2 separate regions of the Homo sapiens genome follow, and region 1 is linked to region 2. A link is a contact called in ENCODE Hi-C data. All regions are on one chromosome and are shown on one strand. Each heading gives the region's core, a stretch centred on a gene start or an enhancer-like site at or near the end of the contact. The rest is flanking DNA. Distances are from core to core; before and after follow the strand shown.

Region 1 (2,700 bases), core at 38-2,537, 4.4 Mb before region 2:
TCAGCTTTTCAGGCTTAAGGCTGAGGCTCCTGTCTGTCTCTCCCTTTTCAGCTCTCGTCCCTCCCTTTCTCCATCTTTTCCCCTTTATCTCAATCTTTCTGTCTCTCCACCACAACAGCAGTCTCCCAAACCCCAGAGCACACCAGCATCTCCAAGCACCCACACAGCTTCCTGCCCACACAAATCACAGACAACAAACCACATAGTTTCTCATTCTGGCACCTCCCCTGGCAACCTATGGACATGCCCCCACATTGTAGCCCGCCCTGCTCTCACAATGGGTCATATAAGGCCATTCTCAGTCACACTGTCACACTCACTGTCGGGATGACATACAGTGCTAAGTCACACCATCTCCCTCAGTCTCACATAATCACACACACTGTCATGCACAATCTCAAACACTGTCACATACAATCTTAGTCCAACAACAAAAACTCTGTTCACATACAGTTTCACATACAGTGACACAGTCTCACACACTGTCACACAAATTCTGTCGCAGTTTCATGTGGTCCCATATCAACAGCCACACACCGTACACAACCACACATAGCCTCACACACGGTGACATGGTCTCACATACTGTCACAGTCTCATCTAATCCTACACACACGGTCAAGCTCTGTTCACAAAGTCACACACACTGTCACACAGTCTTACATTATCCCACACACACAGGTCACACACACAGTGACATGGTCTTACACACTGTTCACACGTGGTCTACACATAATGACAGTTTAACACTGTCACACATTCCCAGTCTCACACATGGTGACGTGGTCTTAAGCACATACAGTGTCACACAGTCCCACACGGTCCCATATACTGTCAAAGGCTCCCGCATACACCGGGGCAACGGTCTCATACTGTCGCACACATTCTCACACCCAGTCTCATACTGTCACACATAGTCCCACATTTGTCCCACATGGTCTCACACTGACACACATATTCACACACGGCCTCACATTCTCACACTGTCACACACGGTCTCAAATTCTCACACAGTCACACATGGTCTCACACACGATTCCACACTGTCAAACACATTGTCACACACGGTTCCTTAATGTCTCACACATTCTCACACACTGTCACACACGGTCCCACACATGGTGGCATGGCCGCTCCCGGCGTCAGCTCCATCCCGCGCTCCTCACCGCCTCCTCCCTCCAGTGGGCACCTCCTTCGGCGCGGTCCTTGGAGGCCGGGGCTGGGCCAGGGCCCGGGCCAGGGCTCGATCCTGGCCGGCGGCCGCGCTCACAAAGGCGCCGCAGCCCTAGGGCAGGCCGCAGGGGCCGCTGGGAAATGGAGTCCGGGGCCGGCGCGGCGCAGAGGATGCTGGGATGTTGGCCGAGGGCCCCGGGCGGCCGCAGATCCCGCCGCTCAGTTGCGGGTAGTTACTGCTGCGCCCCTTTCCCTAGTAAGCCCACCTCCGCTGGCCTTCAGAATCCCACCCGGACCAGCTGAGCCCTCTCAGGCCGTTCGACTGTCCGCTCCCCCACCCGTTCCACCCGTTCCACCTGCGCAGGCGCAGCTGGTTCAGGTCCCCAAAGGCTGCCAGGCCGGGGTGCCAGCGCGGTGAGGCGCACGCGCAGTGACCGCGTCCGCGCTCCAGCGCTCCGGGTGGGGCTGTGAGTCCATCGCTGAGAAAAGGGAGCTGGAGGACCAGTGTGGAGCCTGAGCCAGCTGGAGAGGGGCCCGGTAGGATGTACGTGTGATTAAGCGCTCTGGCGGCCCGGGCTTTCTCTTTCCCTTTCTGTTTCTTCTCTCTCCGCCTTGCCCTGTCTTTCATTCGCCACTTATTGAGCGCCTGCTGTATCGGGCACTGTCGTGGGCCCTGGGCACACAGCAGTGAACAAGCAGACAAAATCCCCACCTCATGGAGCAGCATTCTAATGCGGGAGGAATTCAATAGGAAAAAATTAATAATAAAGGACACTGATGCATATTGGGAAGTAATGCGTATTATCAAGAAAAGCGAAGCAGAGTATTAAGATCATTCTTTCAGTTCTTCATTCTTTCAGTTATGCCCTCTGAATCAGTGGAAAAAACGCAAGGTGCATTTTTTTCTATTATCTCAACGACAACTAATCATAACAGAAGACTTTTCTGACCAAATATAGGGGAGTTTCCCACACATCTCAAGCAAGCAATGAGTTCAGTGAGTTCTGCAGCGGGCACCAGCTGGGTGTCCTCCAGTTTAATTCCGACGCCGTCTACTTGGAGATGGGTCAGACACCATTCGCTGAGGGCTCAGTCCCCAAGCCTGCCTCCCCCTTCCCACTTCCCACTAAAGTCTAGCCTCTGGAACATCTGACTCCACCACCTTCAAATTGGGATTTTCACCACCCCCTCTTTGCGGTTCGATATTTTGCTAGAGTGGCTCACGGAACTCAGGAAACACTTATGTTTACTAGTTTATTATAAAGGATATTACAAATGATATAGATGAAGAGATGCGTAGGGCAAAGTACAGAAAAAAGGGTGTTGCACCTTCCAGTAACCTCCACATGTTCAGCTGGGTGGAAGCTCTCTAAACCCTGTCTTTTGGGAGTTTTACAGAGGCTTCATTACATAGGCATGGTTGATTAAAATCCCGTCCCCTCCTTAGGGTTGGGGGTGGGGTTGAATGTCCCAACCTTCTAGTCATGTCTTGGTCTTTCCATAACCAGTCCCCATCCTGAAACTCTA
Region 2 (2,700 bases), core at 49-2,548:
GTGGGGTATAGAGAGTGTAGGGGAAGGGAGAAGGCAGACAGGTAAAAGGAAAAAGAATGTTAAGTGTTGTTCAGCCTCAAGACTGACATGATGAAAGTACCTTTATTGTGGTTTTTGTAAATTAGAATGCATGCTTTATTATTAAAAAAAACACAATTGAAAATGTTAAGGACCTTTTCCTCCTTGCTTCTTATAAGAAACCATCATAAGACATAACTTGTAATAATTCTGTAGAAATATACATATATAAAGATATATGTATATATATATTTTAAAATAGTATGTTTTTATTGCAAAATATTCATTAGTGTCATCATATCATAGCCAGATCTACAACCCCAGAGTAATTCCCATGGTTATGTTACATGGCAAAAAGGACTCTGCATTGTAATTAAGTTTATTAATCAGCTGACTTTAGCATTGGGAGATTATTCTGGATTGCCCAAGCACTTAAGAATAGGAGAAACCGGAGAGATGCAGCAGCAATAGTCAGTGGTTTCAAATATGAAAGGGATTTCACATACTATTGTTGGCTTTAAAGATAGGAAGTCGTGGGGGCAAGGAAACTCTCTAAAGGAAATTAATCTGGCAACAACCTAAATAATTCTAGAAAAGGATTCTTTTCCAGAGTCAAGAACAGAGCCAGGTGGTTCTTCTCTTCTAAAGACATTTCCATGGGCCAGTTCCACCGCAAGCTTCTCAGAGAGAATATGTTCTGCCGTACGGACACCGAACGTCCCCTAAGATGGCCGCCCCCATGATGCTCTCCCCTAAGGGCTCTGGCTCCGTTACCTGCAACGCACCGCTCGCTTATTTTTTGTTCTAGTCTCTCTTGCTTCAGTTTTTATACGGCTTCTAAAACGCTTCGCATTTACAATAGTGACTGAGGTGCCCAGAGGTGACTTTAATTTTCCATTGAGCTGAGACGTCACAGCCATCATAACCGCTAAGAAGGGATGCCGCGCCTTTGTGGTAATAATGGGTTCTGGCCTTTGAGAAGTTTGCGCCGTTCACTGTCCCCTGCGAGGAGAAGACTAACTTATTTCTGTTCCGTGTCTGTTCAGAGGACTTTACCCCCACGCCGTGTCTGCCTGTGTGAACTCAAGCCTCTGATAAGCTCTCCATTTTCTGCCAGGGCTGAGGTGTCTGGAAATCGGACAGTTTAAGAGGCCTCCGTCCACCGCGTCTCCCGGCCGCTGTGCCTTCTGTACGTCACGTACTCAAAGATGGCCGCCCCCAGAGCGGCGAGGCGACGCCGGCGCGGACGCGTCTCCTCCTGAGGAAAAGCCGGAAGGCCGCATTCCGCTCTCCATGGAAACGCGGCTGACCGTCTCTGGAGGTTTAGAGGGGGAGGGAGTTGGGCGAGGGGCCCAGAAGTGGAAGAAGTTTAGGGAAGTAAGTTCAGCTTTTAAGAGGTCGCGGCGATTCCAAGGAGAGTCAGGTCAGTGTGTGGGTCAGGGCGTGGAAACGTGGTGGGAGGGAGCTTTCTGAGGGCGTCTGCGTTGTTGGTGGCGCTATATGGTGGAGGTAGCGCGGGGGTTGGGGGAGGCGGGGGCGGGTGTTTCCTTTTGGAGGGGAGCTGGTAGGAGTCCCTGGTGGGTGTCTGTGATAGGATATCTTTGGGGTCCCTCATGGAGGCTCTGGTGGTCAGTGATTAAAGGCCTGAATAGATCAACGACCAAGAGTACTGAGGTCAGGGATTGTGGTCCTCGCGGGTCACTCCCCAGTGGGGCTCAGTGATTGAGAATCGATGGGGTGGCTTTTGTCAACGAATGTGACTTCTGTTTCACATTCTGGATTAATCTGAGGCTTAGTGATTGATGAATCATTAAGGGAATCCAGTGTACGTGTGTGTCTATTCCAGGTTTTCCTATTTTATCTGGCGGGGTGGTGGTCTTTTGTCTAGAGACAAGTGAAAGCCGAAGTCTTTTCACAAGAGCCCTGGCTGGTTTTGTGTGTGTGTGTGTGTGTGTGTGTGTGTGTGTGTGTGTGTGTGTGTGTGTGTGTTGAGCTCAAACTTTGGCTGGAACAGACTTGATGAACGTTAACATTTCCTAAAAGTTTCAGGTCCGAGTACCTCCTCCACAATGAGTTTTCTAATCCTCTGGCTTTCCACAACAACCCATGCTCTTGAACCTGCAGAAAATGAAAGTTTTTTGGGGGTGAAGGGGGGCGGATGAATAGGCTTTCTATTTAACATTATGTTTTTAAATTACTGCGCACAAATTAACAAGAGCCTATTTTTATCCTTCCTCTTGCAAATGTACTGCATATTTTTATGGGTGTTTCAGGTTTTGTATGTTAGTATATAAAGGCGGCTATTTTCCCAGTATTTATATTTTTGAATTGTTTTCTAAATTTGTATTTATAACTCGTATTCCTTTTCTCTGTCTCCCTCTTTTTTTCTATGTGTTTCTTGTTCTTCATATTGAAGTGTGTATATAAACATTTTTTTTTTTTTTTTGAGATGGAGTCTTGCTTTTGTCGCCCAGGCTTGAGTGCAATGGCTGGGCTCACTGCAAACTTCGCCTCCTGCGTTCAAGCCATTCTCCTGCCTCAGTCTCCGAGTAGCTGGGATTACAGGTGCCTGCCACCATGCCTGGCTAATTTTTTCTATTTTTAGTAGAGACAGTGTTTCACCATGTTGACAAGGCTGGTCTCGAACTCCTGACCTCAGGTGATCTGCCCATCTCGGCCTCC

The links. Hi-C counts contacts between places; a loop is a spot of excess contacts on that map. Pooled maps may share reads with other maps.
Region 1: a loop to region 2 is called in a pooled map, with 12 times the contacts of the local background. The contact joins the promoter of ZNF583 here to the promoter of ZNF432 in region 2. A Hi-C loop is called at or near these places in 5 of 50 pooled maps.

Annotation. Positions count from the first base shown.
Region 1 is chr19:56,402,919-56,405,618 of GRCh38, reverse strand. It overlaps ZNF583 (zinc finger protein 583), which reads right to left and starts at 1,287. Exons shown (of 5, transcript NM_152478.3): 1 at 1,167-1,287. RefSeq lists a silencer at 1,054-1,263 and an enhancer at 1,724-1,863.
Region 2 is chr19:52,047,436-52,050,135 of GRCh38, reverse strand. It overlaps ZNF432 (zinc finger protein 432), which reads left to right and starts at 1,298. Exons shown (of 5, transcript NM_014650.4): 1 at 1,298-1,441. RefSeq lists an enhancer at 926-1,515.